Linked DNA regions of Mus musculus: region 1 is linked to region 2. The links are chromatin loops, found by intact Hi-C in ENCODE. Cell type or tissue: left cerebral cortex. All regions are shown on one strand.

What was found. Peaks named below come from ENCODE experiments on the same cell type or tissue, not always from the same donor. Only the 100,000 strongest peaks of a DNase experiment are listed, where the experiment ranks them.
Region 1: a loop joins it to region 2, with 5 times the contacts of the local background. A loop is called at or near these places in 3 of 42 quality-filtered maps.

What each region holds. Positions count from the first base shown.
Region 1 is chr15:53,018,796-53,021,295 of GRCm38, forward strand. No RefSeq gene overlaps it. Among named protein-coding and RNA genes, the nearest start is that of Gm41323, 86 kb to the left of the region's middle. In left cerebral cortex, no CTCF peak of the experiment used is centred here; DNase peaks (open chromatin) are centred at 1,077, 1,739 and 2,437; H3K27ac peaks cover 897 bases.
Region 2 is chr15:53,105,939-53,108,438 of GRCm38, forward strand. Ext1 (exostosin glycosyltransferase 1) reads right to left here. Exons shown (of 11, transcript NM_010162.2): 2 at 1,540-1,633; 3 at 89-196. Among named protein-coding and RNA genes, the nearest start is that of Gm41323, 170 kb to the left of the region's middle. In left cerebral cortex, no CTCF peak of the experiment used is centred here; DNase peaks (open chromatin) are centred at 1,491 and 2,419; H3K27ac peaks cover 1,280 bases.

The DNA of each region.
Region 1 (2,500 bases), 87 kb before region 2:
TCTGTGTTCTACAACCAAATGTGGTCAGCAACAGGCTTTTACTATATAGTTTTGGTGGGCAAATAAAGACAATATCCTTTCTGGCCAGCCACTCCTGTGGAGGTGTCCCATAGCTGACAATGAGATTTTCATGACCCCGATATCCCATAGCTTCTAAGACTGGTGTTACCAACCCATGTATGGTATGTCTATTCATTTTTATTACAATTTTAATTAGCATATAAAGTCATAGGTGTCAATGTGGCTTCTTCATACATCTTTACTTTGGGTTATCACTCCAACTCTATCCTCTTTTCTCTCCCACTCTTGACTCCCATTTTCGTTCCGCACTTTGTCCTGTACATGCCATGACCAATTCTGCCAACAGAAATCATCCAGTGAGCCTTTCTGCAACTTAAGCATTGTATTTCTCTTGCACTATCTTGCACTTTCCTTGGATAATTTGGGTAATCAACAAATGTTAAGCCACCCATTATTCCAGTCTCAAAGATACTGAAATAAATGCAAAAGACACGGCTCCCACATTTGTAGAACTTACATTCAAACAATACAGACTCAAATATAAATACATTCATACACAAAAGACAAACAATAAAGTACTAAGGTGACTATAATAGAAAAGATCCATTTGAAATAAAGTAGCCAAGAAAGGCCTTTCTGAATTCCAAAGAGATAAATTCTGCCACATTTACACATTTTACAGGTAAATAAACTGGTTTCCACTTAGCCTCAGTGACAGAGTCGGAGTATGGTAGAGTCTGGCTTTAAAGTCAAGTTTCATGGATGTTACTGGGTTCTCCTGTTTCTAAAAGACACATTGGAAGCCTAAAAAATAACATAGGAATCATAGGTGGTTATAATAGACTATACATTTTTTATTCAGTAGATTTAAGGTAGTGCTGATCCTACTGGAAACCAAGTGACCCTTTTGTCTGAAATCTGGAGAACCTCGTTAGAGATGCCCACAGACAGCGTTCATGAGATCTGAGCACTGATGGGCTAACTCTTGCTCTTACGAGTCTGTGCCAGTGGGCAGGTGCACAGTGACAAAGCAGTAACTCAGGGCTGCATGTTCTCGAGATGTCATGAATCTTGTCATCCACCTTAGAGGGAAAAACAGCAACAACAAAACCCTCGCTTCATTTCAACAGTTCTGACAAGAATTTTGGTGGAAGGTAGGGGGGACACAAAGAAAATGCTCCCTCCTCCGTAGACGCATTCTACACATGAATGTAGGTTGACCACCTTGAGGACTGAGCAGTGGTTCCTGGTCAGGCATTCTCATACTGTTCCTTAAATAATTTACAAATTGATTTCTCTCTCTCTCTCTCTCTCTCTCTCTCTCTCTCTCTCTTTCTTTCTTTCTTTCTTTCTTTCTTTCTTTCTTGTTGTTTCTTCTCTGAAGACAGAAAACAGTCAACATCCCAGATATTTAAGCTAGTTTTAAGACCTTTTCGATTTCTGAGTTCAGACCTGAGTATCTTACTCCATTTTAATTTTGTTCCCGTAAGAATATGGCAGTCATTTTTAAAACTGCTTTTTTTTTCCTCTGATTCTTCTGCAGTTTTTATGAGCCAAATATAACATTATGAGATCTGACTAATTCATAGCAAAAATAACCACTTCCCAGCTTCATAGAACACATTCCTTTTCCATCCACAATGTATTAAACTTATGGTCAATGATGAATGCCAGGTCTCTTTCTACTGTATATTTGTCTTGAGTCCTCATTCTCTGAATTTATCATCCTGGCTCATACTGAACCAGGGTTGCTAACACTCTGCCAGGCTCACAGTAGATAATAACTACCTGGGGTAGCCTATATAACTACTGGACACCAGTTTCTGCTGAACTGTAATCTGTTTTGAAAGGGCATGCCTGTTTTTCTGATCACCATGAACTTACTAATGTGGATGTGGCCTCACTTTGAGCAAAAATGAGGCACCTAATAAGTATATTTCATAAGTGGTGGTTGACCAAACCAAGGGCAGACTAAGTTTTCGTACAAAACACTAGGAAATAGGCTAAACTTGATCTTAGATCCAAGATTCCAGCCTTGATCCCATCCCCGCTTCACTCCGTGATCGTGAAGAATTCATGAGATCTCTCTAGGCTTCAGACTTACTAGTCAAGAAATAACTAATGAGATGAGCTGATAGCTAAGGTTCTCTTTAACATAAAAAAAATCTGAGGGTCTGTATGAACACTTGGATCAGACTGAAAATACAAACCAGTGGGAAAAGAGAAGATTTTCATAGAAAGAACTGAAAAAGCTCTAGCATTCATCTGAAAGTCATATTCTCTACCGGTGTGGCTACTGCAGTAATTAGGAAGAACATGTATTCTGTGCAATCCCTTTCTAGCCTTTGGAACTGGCTGCACGTATATGGCATCCTGTCACATCCCATGGATCCGCATACACTGTGAATGGCTGTGGCTGAAAATGCATAGCTCCGGAGGTACATCCGATCAGCCCTCGGGACTGCCCTTGCTTCATCAG
Region 2 (2,500 bases):
CTGACCTTTTGGATTCATCTTCTTTGAAAGTTTGGATGGGGGCAGCAATAATCTGCTCTTCTGCCGAAGGCCACAGCCCCTTCCTTACCTGTAATAGCAATCTCTCATCGCCTATGACGGCAGCTTGGTTCCAATTAATCACTTCGGAGAATGGCAACTCCCATCCGTTGCTGAGCATTACAGGGACACAGGCAGCCTGAGCAAAGGAAGGATTTCATGAGTGTGAGGATACCGACAGCAGGGATACCATTCCAATCAGGAGAAGAGTAAGTACAAATTCAATCACTGGCATTGCTTATGTCACACGGGCCCCACACTGCTCAGGCTAGAAAGCAAGTAAGTGACTCAGAATTACCAGGTCACATGGGACTGCAAGCATCCCTACCTGACTTGAAGATTTTCAAGTCTCGCCTTAGAATGCTAATACCCCATTTCTATTCTAGTACATAGGTTTGGCTGACCTTACTTCCATGGGGATGAATGGCCTTGCTGCAGAAAGCTTTCACAACAACAACAACAACAAAAATCTGAGCATAAAAACCTTGAGTATACACCATTTTGTCAATGGAAGTGCCTCAGATACATCTCATCATGGTTCCCCCCAATGTCATGAGCCAGTGGGGAACAGGATGGGGTCCATCTGTCTAGGTAGAGCTTTGTGGACTTAACTGTTGTAACATCTAGCTCTCCTTTTTCTATAAGCATCTAACTCAAAACCTTGTTCCCTCCAGTGTGTAGTGCAAACTGCAGTTGTACTAGTTTCCCGTCTGCACTAGGATGTCAACAGGCTGAAGACGAAATGTAGTCGCCAAGGAAGTCTTTATTCAACCCAGAGAGCAATTTGCTCCCTATGGCACCCATGAAGCTTCCAGAATGCTAGTGAGTAGTGAAGGTACGCTTTTCAGAGCGCACAAAGCACCGGAAGTGCTCTGCCAGAGACAGGAGCTCTTCAGCCTGAGGAAAGGGTAGGACTTACGGTTCAAATGACAGGATGAAGGCGCTATGAAACACCCCTCAAATACACAGATTCAGACAAATTGTAAATTATTGCAGGAAGGAAAGAAGAAAGGAAGGAAGGAAAGAAGGAAGGAAGGTAGGTAGGTAGGTAGAGGGCATATTTCTCTTGCCATTCAAGAAGACAGGCTGCAAACCAAAAAATCCCAAAGCTGGGTGTGCTCCTGACATTGGCTGACAGGAAAAAAGGAGAGACCCCCATCTCCAAACTCAAGAGCCAATGTTAGCAATGGGATCTGCCCATCTGCCCTCTGTCTGCAAACATGTTCCTGATGAATCCAGTCTTCCCGGTGGTGAGACCGCTTACTAACTGCTCTCATGTCCAAAATCAGGGAGTCAATCTTGCTCCCAATTCTGGCTCTTCAAAACCATTTCAGATTTTCTTGGGAAGTGTTTTTAGTTCCTTAGCAAAAGCTGGGCTTATTTTTTTTTTTTTTTTTTTTGACTCTAGACAAGTATGAAAAGCTTGAAACCAGTTTGGCTCCAATCTTCAACCTGCTGCGGTAAATTTTCATAGTCTCTTACCTGCAAAGCCTCCAGGAATCTGAAGGACCCAAGCCTGCGACCACGAGGAACCAGACAGAAAGTGGCATTGTGCAGCATTTCCCGATAATCATATCTAGAACAATAAGAGGTCTGATCAGCAAGTGCAAATCCAGGAGGAAAAACGGATGATGGAGGTTCAGAGCAGAGCATCAATTTACCTTAACAATTTACCCCAAATAACTAAGCCTTGAGGAAGGGCTACTCTCACCTTCCCATTTAGTGGGGCAAGAGCTTGTTGCATGGGAAAGACAAACAGGAACAATCATGCTGTATGAAGCAATAAGGATCTCTTTTGCAAACAGTTTACAAAGGGACAGGTCTAGCCGGGTGTGGTGGCGCACGCCTTTAATCCCAGCACTCGGGAGGCAGAGGCAGGCGGATTTCTGAGTTCGAGGCCAGCCTGGTCTACAAAGTGAGCTCCAGGACAGCCAGGGCTATACAGAGAAACCCTGTCCCGAAAAACCAAAAAAAAAAAAAAAAAAAAACCCCAAAACAAGACAAAACAAAAAAACCCAAAACAAAACAAAAACAAAGGGACAGGTCTAATGGTTCTCATAACCATTTGTCTTGCCTAGTCTCTGCTTCCTAAATCAGGTGGGGGAGGGGTGCACAGAAAGTCTCATTACACACCCTTGGCTGGCCTAGAACTTGGTATGCAGAGCAGGATGGACTCAAACTTACAGAGATCCACTCACTTCTGCCTCTGTTGATCTGTAGCTGGTTGCAGGCATGCATGCACTAGCCAGATTCCCTCCTCCCCCCCGCTTGACGAAACAGTTTGCTGCCATAGACTAAGAAGCATTCCTGATACATCTGCTTCTCCCTTAATGCCACACCACTCAGCAACACGAAATGTTCTTCTTGTTCTCTGTTCCCCACACCATGCTATTAAAAGATACTTCGGAAACCTCCACCTTAAGCGCAAGCCAACATTTGTTTT